Linked DNA regions of Homo sapiens: regions 1 and 3 are each linked to region 2. The links are chromatin contacts, found by Hi-C or POLR2A ChIA-PET in ENCODE. All regions are on one chromosome and are shown on one strand. The core of a region is the stretch at or near the end of the contact, and the rest is flanking DNA. Distances in the headings are between cores, read along the strand shown.

Evidence for each region. Hi-C counts contacts between places; a loop is a spot of excess contacts on that map. ChIA-PET counts read pairs that join two places held with the same protein, here RNA polymerase II (POLR2A). Pooled maps may share reads with other maps.
Region 1: a map of CD8-positive, alpha-beta T cell shows a loop between it and region 2 (6-fold over the local background). The contact joins the enhancer-like site here to the promoter of JUN in region 2. A Hi-C loop is called at or near these places in 2 of 168 maps with a recorded cell type or tissue (CD8-positive, alpha-beta T cell and naive thymus-derived CD4-positive, alpha-beta T cell) and 4 of 50 pooled maps.
Region 3: a pooled map shows a loop between it and region 2 (10-fold over the local background). The contact joins the promoter of MIER1 here to the promoter of JUN in region 2. A Hi-C loop is called at or near these places in 2 of 50 pooled maps. POLR2A ChIA-PET finds 5 or more read pairs at or near these places in 2 of 52 experiments (T-cell and activated CD4-positive, alpha-beta T cell).

Annotation. Positions count from the first base shown.
Region 1 is chr1:65,063,460-65,066,159 of GRCh38, reverse strand. It overlaps a transcript of JAK1 not described here. Among named protein-coding and RNA genes, the nearest start is that of MIR101-1, 6.3 kb to the right of the region's middle. Within about 2 kb of position 1,442, at least 3 of the 41 ENCODE cell types and tissues checked have a DNase peak (open chromatin) inside an H3K27ac peak, as active enhancers do; they include CD8-positive, alpha-beta T cell, where a contact is called at or near this core.
Region 2 is chr1:58,782,634-58,785,333 of GRCh38, reverse strand. JUN (Jun proto-oncogene, AP-1 transcription factor subunit) reads left to right here and starts at 1,287. Exons shown (of 1, transcript NM_002228.4): 1 at 1,287-2,700. The coding sequence starts at 2,264. It overlaps JUN-DT (JUN divergent transcript), which reads right to left and starts at 183. Exons shown (of 2, transcript NR_108106.1): 1 at 29-183. RefSeq lists enhancers at 96-841, 1,068-1,327, 842-1,589.
Region 3 is chr1:66,923,463-66,926,366 of GRCh38, reverse strand. It overlaps MIER1 (MIER1 transcriptional regulator), which reads right to left and starts at 1,377. Exons shown (of 14, transcript NM_001077700.3): 1 at 1,272-1,377; 2 at 125-225. The coding sequence starts at 1,338. DNAI4 (dynein axonemal intermediate chain 4) reads left to right here and starts at 1,511. Exons shown (of 17, transcript NM_024763.5): 1 at 1,511-1,705. The coding sequence starts at 1,536. RefSeq lists enhancers at 1,079-1,358, 1,649-1,808 and a silencer at 1,389-1,508.

The DNA of each region.
Region 1 (2,700 bases), core at 193-2,692, 6.3 Mb before region 2:
AAAGACCACACCTGTGCTTATCCCTGCTTTGAAGGAGAGGTGAGCTGAGAAACCAGGGAATCCCCTGCTCTCCAGGGTTCTTAGTTAGTCCTCTCCGCAATCCCAGCATTGGCCAAAAATTGCTGCTTTCACCTGCTGATTTAATTTGGCATGTCTGTCCCCAGCCCCCCTTTCCCCCGGCAAGTTGTGATCTGCAGATGTTTTGGGATTTTCTCTTCCCTCTGGACCTGTCCCCCACCAACCAGCAAATAGCTCCTGGGCCTAGGTTGAGGGAGAGAGAGAAGTGACCCCCTTTGGCCAGTGCGCTGTTTTTTATTCCCCTCTGGGTCTTCTAATGGAATCTGCTGTCCCTCCGTAGCCCCCTTTATTTTCCCCTTAAGCTTAACCCAGAGCCAGGCCTAAGCAGCCTGTCTCTGGCTTTCTTTCCCCAGGCCCCACCCTGGCCCCTTTTGCTTTTCCAGCGCCAAAAAAAACGCCTCCCAAGCAGAAGACACACCCAGCCCAAGTCTAACCATTCCAAAAGGGAGGAAAACACAGAGGAAGAGCAGGGACCCAAGGGTCTCCTGTCCTGAATATTCCAACAGCGTTTCCCTCTAAAAGCCTCCTAGCTTTATAATCCCTTTATTCTGCTTACCAGTCGACCCTCCCCTCCTCTTTGCCCCTTGTTCTGTGATAGATATTTGGGGAGAGGGGTGGAGAAAGAGGTTGTCACCCTCTGTTCCTTACAGTGAGGCATTTTTCTTTTTCTCAGTCTTTTCATTTATTAGATGTTTAGCATGTAAAATATGTAAATCTGTTTGCAGGCTTATTTGAACTTGTTTTCTTGCTGGCTAAGGAATAGCTGATATTCTATAAAGGGAAGGAGGGGGGAAAAGATCAAAAGTAACACTCTGAGTTTTCCCCATTTGAGCATCCCCAGAGTTGCCAGAGAAGACCCTCCTATAAAAACCAACAGTCTCCCTTCCATGACATCACCACCTAAGCCCTTCCAACTTTAGCTTCAGAACAGGAAGAAGGCTCAAAATAGAACTACCTTAGGAATCCAGCTCCTTGAAAAGATCAACTTTTAAATCAGCTGCAGGAGGAACACAATGAACTTTGACATGGGGAGTGAGAAGGGAGAGAAGACTGTATAGTGTTCATAATTGGTTCCTTTGAGGGAGGGTTGGGGGATACTTACCGTGTATTTCAGAAAAGCTTTCCTCTAGAGTTGGGTACCTAGACCACTGAATGATAAATAGGATGGTTCAAGATTCATTTATTGAATTATTCATAAGTTTTTGTACGTCAACAATAACAAGCACGTTTCAGAATATGAATTAAAGAGGGGCCTCTCTGCAGAATCTGCTCTAGATAGAGAAGGTTGTTTCAGGAAGCTAGGAGGGCACTTGAAGACAGAGAACCTGAGGATGCAGTGACAGCTGCTGTGAGTATGTAAGTTGAGAGGCTCATAAACAATAATTGTGATAAACAATAATTGTAACTTTTGTAGGTGACTGATACCCTGGACAAAGAAGTAAGGATGTCAGGATTTTCCACCTCTACCTTGGAAATTAACTTCTTGTCTTTGAATCTCACTCAGTGTCTCCATTCAGTCCCTGAATTGAGATATGCTTTCCTCTCTGAGCTAAAATACTCAGTCTTTTGGAAGGGCTACCTAATAAACGATAATCACTGAAGTGTTGACAACTTAAAGATTGGAAGTGGAGCAGAAAATACTTGGTATAATTTGAGCACTTGGTGGGTGCTGTAAGATGACTTTCTGGTTGATGGGGTAACATCTTTTACTCTGGTTCGGGTTTAAAAGAATCCAGGTGACAGAGACAGGATACCTGCCCTAATATGGTAGCCACTAGCCACGTGGCTATTAACCACCTGAAATATGGCTAGGGTGAGGAAGAGCTCAATTTTAAATTTTATTTAATTTTAGACTTTGATAACTTGATTTAGTTATTGGAAAGCTTATTTATATTTGGAAACATACTTGAGCTTACGCATCTACTTTTGAAACTAAGTGTTTTGAAATCCAAACGCAAATTAAGTATTTTGATGAAAATTTAGAATTGGGATATGTAAGTGCAAAGTAATCTTCAGATTTCAAAGAATGCAAAAAAAGTAGAATAGCCCATTAATTTTATGTTGATTCCATGTTCAGATGATAATATTTTAGATATATTGGGTTAAATGAATATGCTATTAATTCCACCTGTTTATTAGTGTGGCTACTAGAGAATTAAAAATTACATGTGTAGCTTGCATTATATACTTCATTGGACAGCTCAGGCCTGCATTACTCCTTTTCATCTATGAATTAATTTCTTTTCTTTTTTTCTTTCTTTTTTTTTTTTTTTTTTTGAGATAGAGTCTCTCTCTGTCTTCCAGGCTGGAGTGCAGTGACGCGATCTTGGCTCACTGCAACCTCCACCTCCCAGGTTCAAGCGATCCTCTTGTCTCAGCCTCCAGAGTAGCTGGGACTACAGGTGTGTGCCACCACGCCCGGCAGATTTTTTGTATTTTTAGTAGAGATGGGGTTTCCCCACGTTGGCCAGGCTGGTCTTGAACTCCTAAGCTCGGGTGATCCATCCGCCTTGGCCTCCCAAACTGCTGGGATTACAGGCATGAGCCACTGTGCCTAGCCCCATGGATTAATTTCAAAAGTGGTGACTGTATGAAATATTGTTATTTCATGTTTGTGTTTCT
Region 2 (2,700 bases), core at 38-2,537:
AAATAACCGCGGAAAAGGAACCACTTACATGTGTCTAGCGCTTCCTAGAGGCTACCCAGGATATGCGCCCACCACCCGGCCGGGAGTGCAGAGATTTGAAGTCCAGGTTCTACCCCGGGCTCCGAGTACTACTGCGTGACTTTATGCGAGTGTCCGCCGCCTTCTGGGCTTGTTTTCCCGGAAGCAACTCGGCGCGGATGGAGTGTGTGTGTGCGCGCGCGCGCGCGTTATGTTGTGCGTGTTGTGTTAAGCGTGTGCGTGTTGTCCGGGGGCGGGAGGGGGAGTAGACTAACACCGGGGTTCCCCGAGTTTCGGATCGCCTACACGCTTGTTCCCATCTGGACCCTGTTACCCACCAATTGCGCCCACTATAAAAACTGCCCCTCCGAGGCAAAGCTGTGAACCCCCGCGCCCTTTCCCCCACGGTCCCGGAGGATGAAGTGGGGTGCAACGGAGACTCAGCTGAGCGTCCAGTTTCGGGCAATACAAATCTCTCGGCTTCTACGAGCAGCCAGACGACCCCGCGGACCGTCGCTCCTGAACTTGACCGAGATGCAAACTTCGGAGTGTTCTCAACGTGGGGGGCCGACTCTCGGGAGACCGCCCCTAAACTTAAGTCCCCTTAGGCTCGCCCCCACCTGGGACTTCACAGAGCCACCTTAAGGGCGGTATTCCCGCCCCCCCGGAAGTGCGGGGGGGTGGCAGCGTACTTGGATTCTCAGCCTCCAGCCCCGCGCGGTGGCGGCCGCCGGTGGATGACTTCGGGCCCCACAAGTGGGGAAACAACAACCACCCCTCGCCCGCACCCCTGGCCCAAAACAACTGGCCAGGTTCCCTGGCCTCCCGGGTCCCTGCATCCCCCGCATCCCCGTCCGCAGCCGTGAACTTGAGCCCCCCTCCATCAGAGGTTGCGAGCGTCCGCCCGCTCGCGGCAGCCACCGTCACTAGACAGTCAAACCCCAAGACGTCAGCCCACAATGCACCGGGCGGGCCGGGAAAAACGGCCCGGGGAGGGGACCGGGGAAGAGAGGGCCGAGAGGCGTGCGGCAGGGGGGAGGGTAGGAGAAAGAAGGGCCCGACTGTAGGAGGGCAGCGGAGCATTACCTCATCCCGTGAGCCTCCGCGGGCCCAGAGAAGAATCTTCTAGGGTGGAGTCTCCATGGTGACGGGCGGGCCCGCCCCCCTGAGAGCGACGCGAGCCAATGGGAAGGCCTTGGGGTGACATCATGGGCTATTTTTAGGGGTTGACTGGTAGCAGATAAGTGTTGAGCTCGGGCTGGATAAGGGCTCAGAGTTGCACTGAGTGTGGCTGAAGCAGCGAGGCGGGAGTGGAGGTGCGCGGAGTCAGGCAGACAGACAGACACAGCCAGCCAGCCAGGTCGGCAGTATAGTCCGAACTGCAAATCTTATTTTCTTTTCACCTTCTCTCTAACTGCCCAGAGCTAGCGCCTGTGGCTCCCGGGCTGGTGTTTCGGGAGTGTCCAGAGAGCCTGGTCTCCAGCCGCCCCCGGGAGGAGAGCCCTGCTGCCCAGGCGCTGTTGACAGCGGCGGAAAGCAGCGGTACCCACGCGCCCGCCGGGGGAAGTCGGCGAGCGGCTGCAGCAGCAAAGAACTTTCCCGGCTGGGAGGACCGGAGACAAGTGGCAGAGTCCCGGAGCCAACTTTTGCAAGCCTTTCCTGCGTCTTAGGCTTCTCCACGGCGGTAAAGACCAGAAGGCGGCGGAGAGCCACGCAAGAGAAGAAGGACGTGCGCTCAGCTTCGCTCGCACCGGTTGTTGAACTTGGGCGAGCGCGAGCCGCGGCTGCCGGGCGCCCCCTCCCCCTAGCAGCGGAGGAGGGGACAAGTCGTCGGAGTCCGGGCGGCCAAGACCCGCCGCCGGCCGGCCACTGCAGGGTCCGCACTGATCCGCTCCGCGGGGAGAGCCGCTGCTCTGGGAAGTGAGTTCGCCTGCGGACTCCGAGGAACCGCTGCGCACGAAGAGCGCTCAGTGAGTGACCGCGACTTTTCAAAGCCGGGTAGCGCGCGCGAGTCGACAAGTAAGAGTGCGGGAGGCATCTTAATTAACCCTGCGCTCCCTGGAGCGAGCTGGTGAGGAGGGCGCAGCGGGGACGACAGCCAGCGGGTGCGTGCGCTCTTAGAGAAACTTTCCCTGTCAAAGGCTCCGGGGGGCGCGGGTGTCCCCCGCTTGCCACAGCCCTGTTGCGGCCCCGAAACTTGTGCGCGCAGCCCAAACTAACCTCACGTGAAGTGACGGACTGTTCTATGACTGCAAAGATGGAAACGACCTTCTATGACGATGCCCTCAACGCCTCGTTCCTCCCGTCCGAGAGCGGACCTTATGGCTACAGTAACCCCAAGATCCTGAAACAGAGCATGACCCTGAACCTGGCCGACCCAGTGGGGAGCCTGAAGCCGCACCTCCGCGCCAAGAACTCGGACCTCCTCACCTCGCCCGACGTGGGGCTGCTCAAGCTGGCGTCGCCCGAGCTGGAGCGCCTGATAATCCAGTCCAGCAACGGGCACATCACCACCACGCCGACCCCCACCCAGTTCCTGTGCCCCAAGAACGTGACAGATGAGCAGGAGGGCTTCGCCGAGGGCTTCGTGCGCGCCCTGGCCGAACTGCACAGCCAGAACACGCTGCCCAGCGTCACGTCGGCGGCGCAGCCGGTCAACGGGGCAGGCATGGTGGCTCCCGC
Region 3 (2,904 bases), core at 128-2,627, 8.1 Mb before region 2:
TCTGGAAATTTTTGGCCCATCAGTTCTCAAACACTGGAACATATAAGAAGAGTAATATAATCTTATATTACTTGAGGGAGTTTGGATTTTCCCTCCCTTAATCTCCAAGTGTACCCCTGCCTACCAGCATCACATCCGTCTTGTCTGCATTGAACCTCAACCAGTTGGTTCTTAACCACGTCCGAAACTCAGCCAGGCACTGGGAGAATCGAGCGACCACACCATCTGGATCAAAGGAAAGAGAGCCTCAGTAGCAAGGAGACAGAAACGATGATACAAGCTCACCATCCACCCTGTTTCGCATTTTTAAAAAGATGGTCGGGAATCAGGACAAGGATCCCATGACAATTTTAGAAAAACATTTAATGAGCCTTAAGTCATGCAATTTGTAACTAATGATAAAGGAATAAAAGCGACCCAATAAATAGGTCGCCTCATTCCACCCATAAGTGAAGAAGGTTCAGTCAACTCCGGGTCATCTTGGTGAAGCGGCCTCAATAGCCAAGTCAATCTTGTAATTACATAAGTTCTTCTGCAGAAATGCAGAATTCTAGCGTTGGAGGAAGCTTTAAATAGGGAAAACTGAAGCCCAGAGAGGGATAGTGACTCGCTCAAGGTTACACAGCATGCAGGGACCACAGATAGGCTCCAGGCCAGGGACCTAGCCACTACAAGCTGAAAGAACAAGAGTAAAGAGCGGCGGGCATCTGTCCCAAGGGATCCTCCCACGCGCTAGGAGGACCTCGTTTCCTTACAGTAATACCCTATTCGAGTCTCTCCTCCCTCCCTGACTCCATCCGAAAAGGGCAAGTTGGCCCAGGGCGCTGCTCACCATAAAGGCTGCAGTGCAAGCGAGAGCCTCCCGGGGATGGGACACAAGTGAGGGAAATACAGGAGAAAGAGGCGGAGCCACAGCAGGGTGGTCAGCTTAGCCCCACCCCGACTGGGATCAGGGACCGAAGCGAACGGGGCGAGGCGAACTCACTCCGCAGCGGATTCCCAGCGCGGCGCCACCACCGCGAAGGCAAAAAGGCGGCGCTGGGAGGCAGTCGATGGCCAGAGGGAGGAAGCTGCGCATGCGCCTTTGGCAGCCGGCGGAGAGCAAGCCAGGCGCGTTCTGCGGCAGCCCCTCCCCGGAAGTTAAGGGTCTTCCGGGCGGTACACTGCCGTGGGGGAGGGGAAGGAGAGAAAGGGGACTGAGGACACCTCAGGAGCCCCTCATCCCAAACTGGAATAGAAGGGGAGAGATGGCTTGTGGAGGCTGCACTTACAGCCGCTGCCGCTGCTGCCGCCGCCACCTTCGCTGCTGCCGCCACCGCCTGAAGAAGCCCCATCCATCCGCCTGCAGCCGGGAGACTCAGAGCCTGGGAGGGGCCTGAGGCCCGGGCCGCCCGCCTCCTTCTTCCAGTCGTCGTCCGGAGCTTCCTCCAGCTCCACCAACCCTCTGCCCTCCCCTCCGCCTCCGCCCTCCTCCTCGGCCTCGTGCCGCCAGCCAACCGCGCGGCCGCTTGTTGAGCCAGGGCTCCACCGTCGCCATGACGCCCGGCAAACATTCCGGAGCCTCGGCCCGAGCCGCTAACGGAGGAGCTTGGGGGTACAGGGACTTCAGAGGCGGCCAAAAAAAGGGGTGGTGCACCACTCCCCAGCTGGTCGCCACCATGCCAGTCTCTCCGGCAGGCAGTCACAAGCAGCAGAACTTCGGGTTGTAAGTTCCGGCGCTAAAAACCGTAGTCCATCCCCCTGGGACCCGGAGGGAGCCCTTCTATTAATAGATACCATTTCTGGATTTGGAAAGGGGCCCTACCCTAACTGGGTTCAGTCTGTAGACCTTGAAGCTCCTAGGCCACAATGTCTCCTTTATCGACCTACCGCAGTCTTTAAAAGAATCTCTACTGGGCTGGGCGCGGTGGCTCACACCTGTAATCCCGGCACTTTGGGAGGCCGAGTGGGGTGGATCACCTGAGGTCAGAAGTTAGCGTCCAGGCTGGCCAACATGGTGAAACCCCGTCTGTACTAAAAATACAAAAAGTTAGCCGGACGTGGTGGCACATGCCTGTAATCCCAGCTACTTGGGAGGCTGAGGCAGGAGAATCCCTTGAACCCGGAAGGCGGAGGTTGCAGTAAGCCGAGATCGTGCCGTTGCACTCGAGCCTGAGCAACAGAGCGAGACTCTGTCTAAAAAATAAGATAAAATAAATCTCTATTGCTGTGCTTGCTGTGTGAGAAAAGACCTGGTTTAGAACCATCGTTCTAGCACTTCTAGTTTGTTAAGGCCTGCAGTCTCTCAAGCTTGATGCTTTCATGCTGTGCCCAGACGTTCAAGAGCCTCAGCTTCTGTGAGCCACCAGGCCGAACATTGCTGTGCTCTGTAGTAGAGGTATTTTATTGTCGTCTCGTCAATACCATCTTACTTTAAAACTAATTCCTGCTTCCAACATTCTGTTGTTATGCAGCAGTTGAACAAGACTGTAGAAAAGCACACAGCTGTGTGGACTTGTCTTACTTTAAATGGTTCCTTAGCGCTGCCCGTAATGCTGCCCACTAAGTTCCCCCAAAATTCCCTAAGTAATTTGTTTTCTCTTCCCCTCTCCAATCTCCTCCACCTCAGCTAATCTTTCTTCAGCGGAACTTGTTGAGAGTTCTTGGGAGAGAACCTTGCATTCTCTCTTGAATATGGTACTCACGCTTTTGTCCATCCTACCACTCCATCAAAACAGCTTCTATGAAAGCCAGCAATAGCCATGCAACCAAATACAATGGCTGATCCACAGTTTCATTCTTTTTGAATGAAGCAGTGTCGGTCGGGTTTATCGCTTCTCGATCTTTGAAAAGCTTTATTTGGGTTCTGAGAAACCACTCTTCCTAGTTCTTGTCTTGGTTCATGGTTTCACCTTTCCCAGATCC